Linked DNA regions of Mus musculus: region 2 is linked to region 1. The links are chromatin loops, found by intact Hi-C in ENCODE. Cell type or tissue: left cerebral cortex. All regions are shown on one strand. Links, peaks and the distances in the headings refer to the core of each region. The heading gives the core; the rest is flanking DNA.

Evidence for each region. Peaks named below come from ENCODE experiments on the same cell type or tissue, not always from the same donor. Only the 100,000 strongest peaks of a DNase experiment are listed, where the experiment ranks them.
Region 2: it touches region 1 in a loop (2.3-fold over the local background); 7 of 42 quality-filtered maps call a loop at or near these places.

Annotation. Positions count from the first base shown.
Region 1 is chr19:5,874,351-5,882,673 of GRCm38, forward strand. It overlaps Frmd8 (FERM domain containing 8), which reads right to left and starts at 858. Exons shown (of 11, transcript NM_026169.4): 1 at 741-858; 2 at 360-444. The coding sequence starts at 444. Slc25a45 (solute carrier family 25, member 45) reads left to right here and starts at 3,472. Exons shown (of 6, transcript NM_134154.4): 1 at 3,472-4,341; 2 at 5,499-5,542; 3 at 5,735-5,806; 4 at 6,090-6,275. The coding sequence starts at 4,305. In left cerebral cortex, for the core only: a CTCF peak has its summit at 3,853 (motif pointing left); DNase peaks (open chromatin) are centred at 962, 3,444, 3,809, 4,319 and 1 more place; H3K4me3 peaks cover 1,943 bases; H3K27ac peaks cover 3,134 bases.
Region 2 is chr19:5,706,468-5,714,790 of GRCm38, forward strand. Kcnk7 (potassium channel, subfamily K, member 7) reads left to right here. Exons shown (of 3, transcript NM_010609.3): 3 at 236-634. The coding sequence ends at 549. It overlaps Ehbp1l1 (EH domain binding protein 1-like 1), which reads right to left. Exons shown (of 19, transcript NM_053252.3): 13 at 4,502-4,571; 14 at 4,326-4,381; 15 at 4,107-4,230; 16 at 3,744-3,843; 17 at 2,291-2,364; 18 at 2,089-2,203; 19 at 902-1,958. The coding sequence ends at 1,859. Among named protein-coding and RNA genes, the nearest start is that of Kcnk7, 6.2 kb to the left of the region's middle. In left cerebral cortex, for the core only: CTCF peaks have their summits at 3,301 (motif pointing left) and 4,960 (motif pointing right); DNase peaks (open chromatin) are centred at 4,959, 5,641 and 7,485; H3K4me3 peaks cover 217 bases; H3K27ac peaks cover 726 bases.

The sequences.
Region 1 (8,323 bases), core at 245-8,244:
CCAGTAGTCTGAGACCTAACAACCTCTCTAGGTCCTAATTTCCTCCCAATAAAATGAAGAGGTGGAGAATCCCTGCTTTCAAAGAGCTGTCTGCAAAAAAAGAAATGGGACAAAGGAAGTGGTGCCCTTTTCCAATCATGTGTCTTCATTTGAAAACAAGAGAAAGTTCAGGAGTGTGGCTCAGTCACTAAGCTAGAGACAGATCTCAGCTAAGTCCTTTGATTTCTGAGTCCGCCACATCTAAACAAATCTTATTATTTACTACATGATTAACTTACTGAAAAAGACAAACTGGAGTCACGTCCCCAGGCTGGAACCAAAGAGTTCAAAAGAGATGAAAGAAGAAAGTAGAGACCTACCTCGGGCACCCACTGAAGAGACGCTACTTCGGTGGGACCGCTCCGCAGGGCCGGGCTGCCCCGCGTTGCCTTCTGCCCCCTCCATCTGCAAAAAGAACTCTAGACAATTAATGGGGGGGGGGTCTTAAGGAGATGGTCTCCTCAAGCTCTCAACCAAGAAGCAAAGGGGTCTCGGTCTACAATTCTTAACCTATGTTCAGGGATCAAATGTGTAGGGTGAAAGTAGAGAGTGACCCTCAGCCGAGTGCAGATCGGGTGGGCTGAGTCAGGGAAGTGACCGTCAGGTGCAGGGGTCTCAAGTTTCTCAAGAAATGGCCAAACAAGTCGGGACGCGCCCCTGTCCAGGGCGGGGACACGGGCAGGGTGTGGCTACGCTCTCACCTTGCAGGGTCGCAGAGCCCACTGCCTCACTCCAGAATGCCACCCGACTCAGGCCTCCAGTTCTGGACCCACCACCACACCGGCCGGCGGGGTCTCCGGTCCTGCCCAGGGTCGATTCGCAGGCGTTACGCCGCAGAAGCTGCCGCGGGAGGAAGCACAAACCCGAGGCCCCGCCTCTCCGACTGAAGGAGCCAATCGGAGCCAGAAGCCTCGGCGCACGCGTACTCCCGCATTTCGATCTTTGGTCCTTCCTACCCACCCTGGTTCCCAGCTTACTTAGATCACGCAAGTCTCAAAGACCCGGTCTAGCCACGCCCCCGAGTCCTGTATTGTCCCTCTCCCGTCGCCCTCACTCCCCGCACAGCCAACTACATGAGTAGTGTTGCTTCATGCATAAGACCCTTGGTCTGTAATAGGATGTGGGGAAGATTCATTAGAACCAAGGATGAGGGCAAGAGCTGTGCAGCTACCGCTCCGTGTGACTTGACTGGGCCCCTCTCTAAAATGACCCACCTTGTGGGTGGATGGTGCCGCAGTCCTCTCAGGCCTGTTCTGAAGGCCTGAAGGGGTACTGGCTCTTGGCCTTGGGTAGGAATCGGGGCCCTGGACAAGTCCCTTCCCAGCTAGATCTGTTTTTCACCTGTAGCATGAGATTGGACTGAATGACTCCCAACAATCCCTTTCACTCTCATTACGAATGTAGGTTGGAAACATGGGACTTGCTGTGCTTCCAGGGTGCAGTCACATAAGCCTGGCTGTCTTAGAGACATAGCCTCCAAGATCCCGAAGTGCCAGGCATTGTGCTTCCCAAAATCTTATCACCAAATTGTTCTGACAAACCATCACGTGTGTGCCTAAGGCCTGGAATGTATGGAGAAAAACAAGTCCATATACATGCCACTTGAGCCAGAAATTGTTCCTGGTGCCAGCAGTCACTTGGGATCTGGTGCAGGGACGTGAGTTCTCCTTGCCACTTGGTTTCTTTGCTGGAAAGCAGATGAAAGCTCCTGCCTTCAGTATTTGTTTTTGTTTTGTAGAGTTTTCAATTTAGTTCATTTAGGGACAAACTTAATGGCACACAAGCCTTTAATCCTAGCAGAGAGAGGCAGAGACAGGCAGATCTCTGATTTCCAGAGCACACAGAGCTATACAGTGAGACCCTGTATGGGGGGCAGGAGGGTGGGGACAAGCAAAACTGTAGTAGGCAGGCCAACCATGGAAGCAAATAATCCTACCACTTGGATGCTGGAGACAGGAGGATCAGCACGAGTCAAGGCCAAACTTGGTCACACAGCTAGTCCAAAGTTAGCCTCGGATATGTGAGGCTCTATCTCTAAAACAAACAAACAAACAAACAAACAAACAAAAACTACCAAGACAAAAACAAAACAACAAAAGAACAAATATTACAGAAGGCCTCAGCATTGCTATAGAAGACATAAACCACTATAGGCGGAGAGGAGGAATCTTCAGTTCCTTCTTATCCACCATGTGCTGCACATGGGCCAAGCCCTTTTCTCTCTGTCACTTGCCATCTTATGGGCTCTGTAAATGGAACCAAGAGGATTAGTAGCTACCATTTATGTGTTGGATACTTAAAAAAAATCTCTCTCTCTCTCTCTCTCTCTCTCTCTCTCTCTCTCCGTCTCTGTGTGTGTCTGTGTGTGTTCAACCCAGGCCTTGTACATGTAAACTGAGCACTCTACTCCTGAGCTACACCTGAAAGAAACAGGTAGGGAAAACACTCAGCCACACAAATCTTACAAGATTGAAAGTGTGTGTATGTGTGTGTGTGTGCATGTGTGTGTGTGTGTGTGTGTGTGTGTGTGTGTGTAATTTTAGAGTCTACCCATGAGAAAGTGTGATGCTGGTGGTCTTTCTGAGGTCAGCTTACTTTGTTTCCCATAATAATCTTCTACTTCTGCCCAGTTGCTTGCAAGTGACACCATGTTAGTGTCCTTTACACCCTAAAACTGCGTTGTGTATGTGTACCACATGGTCTTTGCCCATTCCAACGTTGGACTTTTCATTCTTCTGGCCACTGATGCTGCTCCTGACCTTTCTATTCATTCATCCATTCGTCATTCATTAGCATGTGTTCTGTCTACCCTGTGCCACGTTCTCTAATCCTTTAAACATGTAAACGGATCAAGCAGTCACAGGTCCTTGACTGCATAGACAACCAGTTAGCTGCTCATAATAGATCAGCGACAAGAGCAAGGGCAAGGGACTTGTCCAGAGACCGACTTCTGTCCAAGACCAAGAGCCTTCAGAACAGGCCTGGGAAGACAGCACTGCGACACCATCCACTGCCCAGACCCTCTCGGGTCCCCAGGAAAGTTTCTCCATCTCAGAAAGAGGCCCAGTCAAGTCGCATGGAACAGTAGCAGCTCTCGCCCTCATCCTTGGTTTTCACGAATCTTCACCACGTCCTATTACATATATATTACATATAAAGGTCCTTATGCATGTAGGTGGCTGTGCAGAGGCAGGGGCACCGGGGGCCAGGGGTCATTACAATTGTCCCTGAGATGACTTGTGGAGTGGTCTCACTAAAAAGGGGAGTTTTCAGCCCTAGCTTGAAGGAGGTCCGAGAGAGTAGGTCCAAGAAGAGGAAGCAATGCCGGCATTAGGGCCTCACGGCTGAGAGCCCTTTTCAGTGGAGCAGGAAGCAGAACATGAGGTCAGAGGAGAAGGGCGGTACATGAGCCTCTTCCGACTCGGCCTCTTCCTTCTTAGTTTTTAAAGAAAGGAACTGCAACTGTTGCAGTTTAGAAACAGGGAAATCTAAATCTAAGCCCTGGTATCTGCTGAGGACCATCTTGCCCCATCATCGTGAGGCAGAGAGGCAGGAGAGCGGAATTTTGGTTTTGATGTAGCGCAGCAGTGGGCCACTGCACAGTCAAAAGCCCATTGTTTCTTCCCCTGGGCAAAAGGAGGCTGCGGTTCTGATTCATGGCTGTAAACAACTCTGGAGAGAGCAGACAAACAGGCTTCAGGGCCTGGTGAGTCACTTCTGGGGGCCGGGGCCTCCCTCTTTTTGGGTTATTCTTATTCTGACTAGGCATAGGTGGCTGCTGCAGGCCACTGTAGCCTGGGACTGCCACCTCGTGGCCACGTTCTGACTTCACATAGCCCCACAGCTTGTCAGGGTAGGTGGGAATGAATGGGAATTTGCTATGAACTGGCTGGTCAAGCAGGGCCCAGGTCCTTGCTCACTAAGGCAGCCTTCGAGAGGCTCGCCAAACTAGGACTCAGTTGGCATCCTCTGTGAGCCAGCATGGCTGTCACTGTCTAGGCACAGAACCCTGGATCTCTGTGGCTGTCAACCTGCCTCTAGAGATTCCATTACTTCTCAGGCCTCTTCCAGTCTCAGGGTCACAGACGTTGGCTCACTCTCGCTAATGGTTGCCTGAGGTCTGGGCACTGGGCCACCACGCACACTCCAGCCAGGGTTAAACATTAGTGGGAGGTTATCGGGTTTGGAAAGGGGGTGGGGAATCTCACTTGCAACAGTCTCCAGCGGGCCTGCTCGGAGTACCAGTTCCCACAGGAGCCCAGAAAATGCCCGTGGAAGAGTTTGTGGCTGGCTGGATCTCTGGTGAGACATTTTTCTTCTTTTTGTCCTATCATCCCTAAGGGTGGGTGGCTTCCCTGGGAGGATGGGTTGTTGAGAGAAGTTGTTCCCTCTGGAGCACCCGCACCCAGCTGTCCCCAGAGCCTTCTGGGAATGGCCAAGGAGGCCGAGAGGAAAGAAGCAAGCAGGAACTGCTTCTCTATCCGAAGGCCATACTGTCGGGGGGCGGTGGGGATCTGACAGCCAAGGTACAACCTCACCCAAGCCCTTCTCCCAGACCAGTGTGAGGGGACCAGAACACATTTACCTTTGATCTCTCCGGCTGTCCTGTCCTTATTTTACCTTTGGAAATCTGCCCTACCTGTCAATGGGTGCACTCCTGAGCCTTGAGAAAGGACACTGTGAACGCACCCCTGGTGAGGGCCACCCCAAGCCCCAGAAACAGCATCTTCTGCAGAGACTAAGACTAGCCAGTGTGTGGCTTTCTCCCCTGGGTCCAGCAGGACGCTAAGAAGGGCTCCCCACTCTGTACTGATAATTGTGACAAGGCAGAAGGCAGGAGGAGGTGGCCAGCAGGGCCTGTTCTCATTCAAGGCCACAGAACTCTGCAAGGAAGGCTGAAGTACTGCTGACACAGTTAGAAACAGTAGCTACTCCTTCTAGAGCAGTGGTTCTCACCCTTCTTAATGCTGTGACCCTTTAATACAGTTCCTCATGTTATGGTGAGCTCCAACCATAAAATTATTTTACTGTTACTTTATAACTAATTTTGTTACTGTTATGATTCATAACATAAATATCTGATACACAGAATATCTGATCTGTAACCCCCAATGGGGTCACCAGCCACAGGTTAAGAACGACCAGTCTGGAGCCTCATCTTCCACGGTCAGAGCTGGGGATAGTGTAACACCTGGTTCTTTCCTATTGTGTGTGTGGCCTCAAGTGAGGCCATGGGTCTCCCTCCTTTGTCCCAGCGTCTTTGTGACCCAGTACCAGGTATGGTAGGGGAGCAGAGTAGGGCAGCAGGAATGTCTGTGGAGCCCCAAGAATGTAGGTGGTGGGTGTCTGAGTACACGCAGCCTTCCTGCTCCAGCCTGCATCCTTCTTTCCTCTAGCATAGACTTGCTTCCTAGACTTGGCACACAGGCCTCACTCATACCACCTTCTTGCCACCGCAGGAGCTGTGGGCCTGGTCCTGGGGCACCCATTCGACACTGTAAAGGTGAGTGTAGCAAAGGCACCAGAGGAATAGATGGTCTGGCTGGAACCTGGGTGAGAGACTGGGCCTGGCTGGCTGGGCTGGCTCACTGGTGTGCCTGCCTGCCAGCGTCTGCTGCATGGGTGACCTGGCTGCCATTGTAGGAGCAGCCCTGGCTTGCCCATCTGCCTCACATAACCAGTACTTTCTATCCAGGTGCGGTTACAGACCCAAAGCACGTACCAGGGCATTGTGGACTGCGTAGTCAAGACTTACCGCCATGAGTCAGTAGGTAGCCCACTTGTTGGCGGTAAAGAATCATCGGGGCAGGTGGGGTCTGTTTCCTTTGCTTGCTGCTTGCTAACAGCTTCTAAGTCTTCACCCTTGAGGGTATCCGAGAGTCCTCTAGTGCCTCAAAAGTGGTGACGGGGTTCTCACAGCCTCCTTCACATGCTGTCTGCCTGACACAGTGCTTGGGAGGAAGTGCTCTACAGCTCAGAGGCCTGGCCAGAGCTGGATGTGGGACACGGAAGCCCACCATGAGTAACGGTGCTACCATGTTGCTCTGCAGGTCCTGGGTTTCTTCAAGGGAATGAGTTTCCCCATCGCCAGTGTAGCCCTGGTCAACTCCGTCCTGTTCGGAGTGTACAGCAACACGCTCCTGGCGCTAACAGCCACCTCCCATCAGGAGCGACGGGCCCAGCCACCCAGCTACACAAACATCTTTATAGCAGGTTGTACTGGGGGCCTCCTGCAGGTGAGAGCGTCGTTCATGGGCACACATGCAGGTGGCACAGTGATGGATCTGAGTCCCCCACCCCCAGGGACTCCCAGCCGTGCATAAGAAGGTCTTCCTAAGGGGTGCTTGTAGACGTTGCTCCCATTGACCTAGCCATGGTGTGCCTGGTCAGGCTGGAGGTGAAAGGTCATGGAGACCAGAAGTTGGGAGGTAGGGCAAAAAGCAGAGAGTTGGGGGTCAGTGTGAAGAAGATGCCAGGCAGAAGCAGTCAATGCCTGCTGTCAGGGTTGTCTACCTTCAGAGGCTCTACCAGCCCCAAAGTTGTGGGGAGACTATACAGCATGGTGACCTTTGACCCTGAGGAGCTGTCATACTCAGTAGAATTGAGTTTTGTCCTGAAGTGATCCTAAAGGGGTCCTAGAGATCATGCCACCTGCTCAACCAGGCCTTTGCCTGCAGTACAGGGTAACCGCAATCTCTGAGCCTTGCCTGAGGCCAGAGGTCACAGATGCTGCGATTTGGCCAATCAGTGCATGAGTCGCTCCCATCATTTATTTTGGTCTTTGTTCTCAGCACTGAAGTAACCAGGTTTTTATGGGGTGTGGTGAAGACTAGAAGAGTTTCTAGGCCCCAGATGGGACCTGAGCTAAAGGGAGTGTCTGAGAAGAACCAAACAAAGGGGCAGGTGCCAGCTCAGCCCTCACCCCAGATGGGTTCCTGGGTGACCCTTTAATGGGTACCTGCCCTGATGCCACTGATACTTCATGGGGCAGAGAGCAAGCTCAGAGGACAAAGTCAGGATGTGCACGTCAGTGGTTAATGATTACGGAGGCTGCGGAGAGCGAGCGCTGCCTTGTCTTCCCTTCCCTCTTCCTCTCCCACCTCCTTCTAGTTTTCAAAAATTATTTACTTACGTTTTTTATTGTATGTGTATGAGTGCTTTGCCTACATATATACACACATGTACAACAAGTGCGTGCACTGCCTACAGAGGCCTGAAGGTGTTGGATCTCCTGGAACAAAAGTTACTACAGATGGTTTTGAGCTGCCATGTGGGTGCTGGGAATTGAACTCCAGTCCTCTGCAAGAGCAGCCCGTGTGCCTAACACTGCCCTCCCTCCAACCCCCTTTCCTTTAGTGTTATCTTTTTTTTTTAAGATTTATTTATTTATTATATGTAAGTACACTGTAGCTGTCTTCAGACACCCCAGAAAAGGGCATCAGATCTCATTACAGATGGTTGTGAGCCACTATGTGGTTGCTGGGATCTGAACTCAGGACCTCTGGAAGAGCAGTCAGTGCTCTTAAGTTCTGAGCCATCTCTCCAGCCCCCTTTAGTGTTTTCAAAACAGGATCTTGTAAGTAGCCCTGGTTGGTCTGTAGTTTACTATGTAGATCAGGCTAACCTAAAACTTACGACAAAATCCTCTTGCCTTTTCCTCAGATTCTGGGATTAGAGTTATATACTACCCAACCAAGCTTCATGTTCCTTATTAGATACACATTTCTAAACTCAGAGGCCTGCACCCTTCAAAAACAGGAAGACTCTCCGTAAAGCGGCCTGACTTAGGGCCAGCCAGGCTCCACTTCTCAGTTTCCTTCCCTCATTTCTCTGAAAAGCATAGCGAGGAACTGTTAGGGCCTCAAGTGGTGCCCGGGTTCAGGAACCTGCTAAATCCAGGCTGTGCTAGGACATCTGCCAACAGGGGTTTGGAGCCAACTGTGTTTCTTTTTTTTCTTTTTCTCTTTTTGGTTTTTCGAGACAGGGTTTCTCTGTGTAGCCCTGGCTGTCCTGGAACTCACTCTGCAGACCAGGCTGGCCTGGAACTCAGAAATCTGCCTGCCTCTGCCCCCCCAAGTGCTGGGATTAAAGGTGTGCGCTACCATGCCTGGCTGCCAATTGTGTTTCAATGAGGACTTGAGAGGAAGGGGCAAGAGCTGAAGGCTTCTGTTGCTACAGACTTTACTTGTGGCCTTGGTTGGGGTTAAGTAACCCTTTAGGCTCCACAGTTCCCAACCCATGAGATGCCCCTGCTTCAGCCCTGGAACTCCAGGTCAGGAGCCCA
Region 2 (8,323 bases), core at 183-8,182, 170 kb before region 1:
GAGTCCAGAAAAGAGGAGGGTAGAGAGGGTCTGGACTACAACTCCCATAGACCACTAGGGACTACAATTCACAGAGATCCTACCCTAGGGCACAAAATGGGTGTTGTAGTTTAAAGAACACTGGGAGCCATGTTGAGAGTTTCAAGTAGTGCCAGGGTGGATGGTCACACTGGGAAGTGGGGGGGGGGGTATTCTGAGCACCCTAAGAGCTGCCCCTACTGCCTCTTCTCCCCAGGTTACTTGCTCCTGGGGCTCCTGGCCATGTTGTTAGCAGTAGAGACCTTCTCAGAGCTGCCTCAGGTCCGTGCCATGGTGAAATTCTTTGGGCCCAGTGGCTCTAGAACCGATGAAGATCAAGATGGCATCCTAGGCCAAGATGAGCTGGCTCTGAGCACTGTGCTGCCTGACGCCCCAGTCTTGGGACCAACCACCCCAGCCTCAGTATCAGAACATCAGAACAGACCCCAGCCTGCTGACCCCAGTCAGGCGACAGGAAGTCAGCTCGATCGTGTTGGGGGACCTGAGCGGGAGGCACCAAGGAGTGCTTGAAGAACATAGCAGGAAGGGGTTATGGGAATGAATATGTCATGGGATAATGTTAATTTTAAAAATTAAATGGGCTGCTTAGCATGCACCAAGCGACTCTGGGCTAAATCTTCTAGCACTAGGAAAAATATTCAACTGTGTGAGTATGTGTATGTCAAACAAAAAAAACAAAAAACAAAAAACAAAAAATTCTAGTGGGGGTGGTAAACTCAGGCATGGAGGCATGGAGCGTGTTTGGAGGTCAAAGGACAACTTTGTGGAGTTGGTGCATTCCTTCCACCTTTGGGAGGCCCCAGGGATCGAACTCAGATCCTCAAGCTTGCTCAACAATGTTTTTTATCTACTGAGCAATCTTTTTTTTTAAAGATTTATTTATTTATTTTATGTATGTAAGTACACTGTAGCTGTCTTCAGACACACCAGAATAGGGCATCGGATCCCATTACAGATGGTTGTGAGCCACCATGTGACTGCTGAGAATTGAACTCAGGACCTCTGGAAGAGCAGTCAGTGCTCTTAACTGCTGAGCCATCTCTCCACCCCTACTGAGCTATCTTAATGACCCATTTCAATAGTTTTTTTCTTTAGAACAACATCACTGAGTTTGAGGACAGCCTGGTCTACAGAGTGAGTTGCAGGATAGATAAGGCCGTACAGAGAAACCCTGTCTCAAAAACAAAAGCAAACAAACATGAGAGCAATGTAAATGAGACCAGCCTTGAACTCACAGAGATCTGCCTCTCTCGCACCACCAACATAGCTGAGACTGGCCTGGAACTCTTGATCCTTCGTCCTCCAGCATCACCCCAAATACTGGATTGAAAGGTTTTATAGGTGTACACCACCACACTTGTGTTTTCAGATTTTCTTTCAAAATGGGCTTTCCCTCTGGCCTCCATCCTTGGAAGGTCACATCTGTGAACCGCTAAACTCAACTGGCTCCGGGTTAGAATCCTATACACAGCATCAGCGTTATTAGCTAAGTCCCACCCTCTTCCTTCCATTGAGGCCCTGTTGAGAAAGGGCAGGCGCTGGTTTGTTCTACTCCAACTTTATTGCTCCCTCCAGAAGAGAAGGAGGATGTGGGTGTCAGTCCCCACACCATCCCTTGCCTGGGATCCTGGCCACCGCCAAAACATTCACATACACTCGGATAAATAAACACTAGCAGGCTCACTGCTCCAGCCCGAGAGTCTGGTCAGTCTTGCTTCTGCTCGCTGAAGGAGCATGGGGACCTGGCCTCTGCTGTGCAGGCTGGGGGAGTGGCGAAGACGGTCCACGACCAGAGAAAGGGACAAACCAGACAGGAGACTCAGCTCAGGGTACAGCGTTCCCGCCTGCTCAGCTGCCGGCTCACCTTGCGACGTCTCTGCTCCAGGCCTCGTTCTAGGCGCTCATCTTCCTCCAGAGCGCTGAAGATAGGGGTTCAAGTTAGTCTCAAAGTTGGCCCTACTTGCAAGCCCTGAGATTCCAGGCACAGCACTCCAGGAGTGCGCCCTGGGGCTTCTTCAAAACCAAGAACCACCCAGGTCCCCCACTCACATCCGTTCCTTCTGGTCCAGGTCCCGGACCAGTTCATCCCTCTGGTTCACCAGAGACACCAGCTCCTCCAACAGGAGTTGCTCGCGGTGCTGCTGCGCAACTGTTTTCTGCCACTCTAAGAAACCAGGAGCCTGAGTCAGGAGGGTTCCTCCCCTGACCCTGTTCTACCTCCAGCCTTTGCTGGCCCAGACCCACTTCCTACCTTCAATGGCCAGCATGGCCCGCAACTCTCGGCTCAGCAGTTCAAACCTCCGCTCCAAGTCCTGCTCCTCGATGCTGTCAGAGAAGTATGTTAAGTTAGAAGTGGGATGTAAGCGCCCAGGGCTGTGAGCACTTCCTCCCTATCCGTTTCCATAGAGGGCTAGGAGACCCTCAATGCTCTGTGCTGATGCCCATTCAGAGTTCCCTGTTGTTCCAGCTACCCTTCAATTGCAGTTTGGATACGTATGTTTCTACCAATCCACACCCCTCTTAGGATTATTTAGAAGAAAGAAGTATGCTAACATTGTTCTGAGGAAATGATTCAAACTGCAAACAGGAAGCAAAGCTGCCTCTGGCATGCAGGTCGGTAAGAGCAAGGATGGGGAGAGGGGCTTGCCACCCCACTTCTGAACCGGCTCGGATTACTCTCAGCTCATTTTCCTAACTGTAAAGCTAGAGTCAAAGCGGAGGGCCTGATTTCTCACTAAAGAGTACCAACATAAGACGTATATGCTTCGCCAGGCAGTGATGGTGCGTGACTTATTCCCAGCACTCAGGAGGCAAAGGCAGACAGATGTCTGTAAGTTCAAGGCCAGCATGGTCTACACAGAGAGCTCCAGGACAGCCAGGGGCACATACTCAGAGAAGTCCTGTCTTGTACAAACAAACAAACTCTCCTTGGTGATGGAGAAATGACTTGGTGGCTAAGAGCATTGGCTGCTCTTCCAGAGGACTGGGATTCGATTCCCAGCACCCACACGGCAGCTCACAACTGTCTGTAACTCCAGTTCCAGAGGATCTGTCACCCTCACACCACGTACACAAAATAAAATTAATAAATTATTTAAAAGGGGCGGGGGTGTAGGCTGGAGAGATGGCTCAGCGGTTAACAGCACTGACTGCTCTTCCAAAGGTCCAGAGTTCAATTCCCAGGAACCACATGGTAACTCACAACCATCTGTAATGAGATCTGACTCCCTCTTCTGGTGTGTCTGAAGACAGCAACAGTGTACTCATACATTAAATAAATAAATAATCTTTTAAAAAAAGAGGTGTATGAGCCGGGCATGGTGGTGCATGCCTTTAATCCCAGCACTCGGGAGGCAGAGGCAGGCGAATTTCTGAGTTCGAGGCCAGCCTGGTCTACAAAGTGAGTTCCAGGATAGCCAGGGCTACACAGAGAAACCCTGTCTCGAAAAACCAAAAAAAAAAAAAAAAAAAAAAAAAAAAAGAGATGTATGTTTTTATACAGTTAGACAAGACAAAATACTAATAAAATGACTATGCAAAATCTCTCCAAAAAGATCTTTGAAAAAAGGAGAAAGAAGTGGCCAGGTAACTCTAACCAAAGTAAGCTCAGCTTCACTGCTGTCTGGGCAGCCCTGAGCCAGCTGGGCGGGCAGGCGGGCAGGCGGGCAGAGGCCTAGCAGCAAGAGGCTTAAAGCCAGACTCACAGCAGCTGCAGCTGGTCCTGCCTCCGGATGAGCGCATTCTTCTTGTTGACCAGGGTGAACCATTCCTGAATCAGCACCTCCTCCTGCAGCCTGTTGGCACCTGAATCAGGCCAGGACAGTCACCAGTCACCAGAGATGCCTCCTGACAGGGCAGAGCAGCTGGGGGTGGGGGTGGGGAGCGCTTGTTTTCCTGTGGTATCTCAGAAGTCTCAGCTACATCCCACCAACCAGCTTCCTGGGACCACCAAAGGGACTCTAGTGGTATCTCCTCCCAGCTCCTCTCAAGGTCAGGAGCTGCTGCAGAGCTGGGCAGATTTAGGGAGGAGGCTGTTGAGGAGCGAGCCCCAAAATCAGGGGTCCCACCTGATTCCATGAGGCTCCTCAGCTGCTTCTCCACCTCAGCGGCCCTCCCATCTATCTGTCCCTGTTCCTGCTCCAGGGCTTGCAGCTCTGCGCACACGTACTGACTTGTGTCCTGGAACCGTTGCTAGAAGGGGAAGGAAGGAGGCAGAGGACAGGTGAGCTCACCCCAGGCCAGCTCAGAAAGTACCACACCAACTCTGCCCACCTAACTCTCCTTACCAGGCCTGTCTCTTCCCCCAGGCTGGGTGATGACTCCTCAGTAGGAGGGGGCCCACCTGCAGACAAAAACCAGGACAGGTCCCTCCAGTTAGCAGAAGTCCCCAAAAGCGCCCAGAAGGATCCCTGAACATCGTGAGCTGAGCTCTGTCACCACCCCCATCTTCCAAACTACTTACCGGGCGGCTGCTGTGGGGCTGGGGCTGGGAGTGGGTTAGCGTCAGGGCTGGAGGCAGGGTTTGGACCTTCCTGTGGAAAGAGTCTAATGAGAGCTGGGGTTTTTTAGTTCCCAAAGTCACTGCAGACAACTAAGGACTCTAATACACAGCAGAGGGAGGAGCTTTGGTCCAGCTGCTTCTCCAGTCCCACAAGCACCTCCTTCAGGATAAAGGACTTCCTCAATGAAAAGCCATGCCTTCACTCCCACCCGAGGGCCTGGGGTCATCCTCCTCTCTGCCTCCAAATGCTCCTGCGGGGCATTGAGTTGATAATTCTTTTAGGGTAAGTCAGTGGGAAAGACACAGCAGGAACCCTTTCCTTCCACTCTTCCCCATCCCTTCAAAGAGCAGCGACAGAGCTACCCCATCAGGAGCTAGGCTACCCTGAGTCTGCATCTACCTTCTGGCCAGAAGGGGGCACCCTCCTACCTGCTAGGATTTCATATCTAGAGCCTACAATGCTCTTTGCAGGAACTAAGGAATTTTGTTATGGAAAGGCTTAAGTCTGGCCCCCATTGTTCCCTATTCCCTGTTACTAGGGCCCAATTATTTTTAAAAACAATCTACATTTATTTATTTTATGGTATGAGTGTTTTACCAGCATGTATGTATGTGGTGTACTGGTGTCCAATATTTGCAGAGGTCAGAAAGGGGGTGTCAGATGGCCCAAAGATCTCTTGGAAACTGGAGTTATAAACTACAGTGTGACCCAGTGTGGGTGCTGGGAACCAAACTCAGGTCCTCGGCAAGAGCAGCCAGTGCTCTTGGCCCCTGGGGCCTAACTTTTAACTCTAACAGCCTGGCTCCTTGGACAACACTCTCAGCCACTCTCTGGCTCAGAGGTGTAGAACCTAAAGGAGTTAGTCAACTGTTCACCCCAACGTGTGCCCATCAGACAAGTCATGCTGCTCAGGTGCTATCCTGTCTGGACAGGAATAGCGGTGGTGCCACCCGCCACCATCATTCACGTCCATCTCAAGCTGCGAGGCCTCCCCAAAACATCTACTTCTGCTGTAGCTCTCTCCATACCCCGTGTCAGCGCCCAGTCTCAGTGCTCAGGCCTCGGGAGCTACACCCTCAATTCCTTTACCACCACAAGGCCCTCTGGCCACAGCAATGGACTTTCAGTTCCCTAAAAAGCTTCCTGAAACCACTCTCCAGCTTGAGTTGCTCCAAACCAACTCGACCTTCCTGGCCCAGCTTGGACCCCTCCTACAGGTGGCCCCTCGCACGTCCCTCCCCACCTCTGCCTCTCTTCCTGGCCTCATGGCTGCTCAGACCCCACACACCTCCTTGTGCTATTGGTTATTGCATCCTCTTTAACTACAGTCGGCCTGTGTATTTGGGACAGGATGTGACTATGTAGCTCCGGCTGGCAGGAACCTGCTCTGTAGCCCAGGCTGGCCTCGAACTCACGGAGATCCCCCTGTGTGTGCATGCCACACAGATGTGGCTACCCTTAGAGACAGAGGCACGAGGTCACCTGGAACCAGAGTCACAGACTATTGTGAACTCACTCCCTCTTTTGTATGTTTGCAGTTGAACTTGGGTCCTCTGGAGACCAATACTCACTCTTAACCACTAGGCCATCCTGCAAGCCCTGGTTATTGTATTTTTAAGTCACGTGTATGTGCATACGAGCTCAGGTGTCGTCGGAAGGCAGAAGAACCTGTCAGACCTTCTGGAGCTGGTTACAGGCCTACAGCTGTGAGCCACTGGCTATAGGCGTTGAGAACCAAACTCAGATCCTTTGTAAGAGGAATTTTCACTCTTAACCCTGCGCCATCTTCCCTTTAGCTAGCCCAGGAGTCTAGCACATGCGGTACATCAACTAAAGGCAACCCCTGCCGAGCACTCCCGTCTCTCTAGGGACCACAGAGGCAGTGGTTAGTCTCACTCTGCAGACAATAAAGTAGGAAGCCAGAAATGAAGTTTGCCATAGAAATTGATCTATGGCCTAGGGCTGTCTAACGCAAAATTTGTTCCCAGCCCAGCAGTTGTGACGCATGCCTTTAGTCCCAGCACTCAGGAGGCAGAGACACACAGATCTCTGTGAGTTTGAGGCAGCCTGGTCCACAGAGTGAGTTCTGGGACAACTAGGGATACACACAAAGAAATCCTGTCTCAGGTTAAAAGAAAAAGAAAAAAACAAAAAACAAAAACCAAAAAAACAAAAAAACAAAAACAAGCAATCAAAGAAACCAACTTGATCCAAGCCTGGACACACTGCCCCACTGGGCTTGATAGCATCTTTGTGTGTAAAATTGGAGATAGAGCCCAGACCCGATGCAGGACTCCAGCCAGGCATCTAGGGCAGCATTTAGCTCACAATTTTGATACCACATAGTATGGTTTCATACCACTTCGCAAAGGGTTTTCACAATTTTGATCTTATCCTCAGGGGAAAAGGACCCCCCCTCTCTCGGGGGAGGGGGGCTAGCAGAGGGCGACAGTTGACACCACAGTCTCAGAACCCAGGTTAGCAGCAGCAACAGCAACCCTCTGCCTCGGTTCTTTATCTCCCTCAACTTCACTATCCCCACCCTTAAAAAGCAGGAGTCATGGCTCCCTGTAAGGGATACTGTGGGAAGCCAGGCAATGGCACAGATGGCCCACCTGGCAGAGTAGGCCAAGTAGAGGGTTGAGTGTGCTAAGGTCAGCCACATTTGTGCTCACTCACACAGCCCTGATGGGAATTCCAAAACTTCCTCCTCGTGTCTGACCCAGATTCCTCTTTCTATACTTTCCTCAAGGGGCTGCCCTAAAAGCACCCATGTTTCTCATGCAGCTGCTTCCACCCCACCTCAGCCTCCAGGTGCCTGATCTCATCCTACTCCAGGCCTTGGAGAGCTTCCAAGGGTGGGGTCAGGCTGAACAACCTCCTAAAACTGTCAGGGCAAAGTCGGCCAATGAGAAAGGCTCCTTGGTCCCACTGCTCAAATAGCTCCAGTGAAGTAAGGGCAGAAGGAGGGCCTGGCTTAGAAACCAGCTGTGGGACTCAGCCCAGAAGGGTGAACCCCGCCCCTTGTGATTTAAAGGGCCACTGACCTACATTAGCCAGCTGGGCTGCAAGTACCACCTCCACCTTTTGAAGGAAATGCCTTTCCACCTCTCTTTCCCAGGTTCCTGTGTCTCTGGACCTTCCCTCAGGGCTCCTATTCCCAACCACCTCACTGCTATCTGGGGACTTCATGAGCATGACTGTCAGGTCCCTAAATGAGACCTGAATGTCCTGAGGCTGCCCTTTTGCCTGAGTGAGGTCTCCTCATTTGAGAACTACTCCTTCCCGTTTTCTTTTCTCTCTCTTGTCTTGTATGTTATTTGTGTGTGTGTGTGTGTGTGTGTGTGTGTGTGTGTGTGCATCTGTGTGTGTGTGTCTGTCTGCATCTGTGTATGTGTGTGCATTTGTGTGTGTGTGTGTGTACCAGTTGTCTTCCTCCATCACACTCCACTCTGTTTGCTTCCTTTCTTTCTTATCAGATTTATTTATTTATGTATTGGTGAAGTAGGTTGTGTGCCCCAAGACATGGGTGACAGTCAGAGGACAACTTGTGTGAGTGATTCTTTCCTTCCACCGTGTGGACACCAGGGATAGAGGTCAGGTCACCTGATAAGCCATCAGCCTGCCACCTTATTTTTTGAGAAAGCATCTCTCACTGAACCTGAAGCCCGGATTGGTACAGGATTTTTACATGGTGCTAGGGATCCTAACTGAGGTCCTGGGGCTTGTGCCACAAACGCTTTACTGCTAAGCCCACCCGCACCCACGCCTGCGCCTGCGCC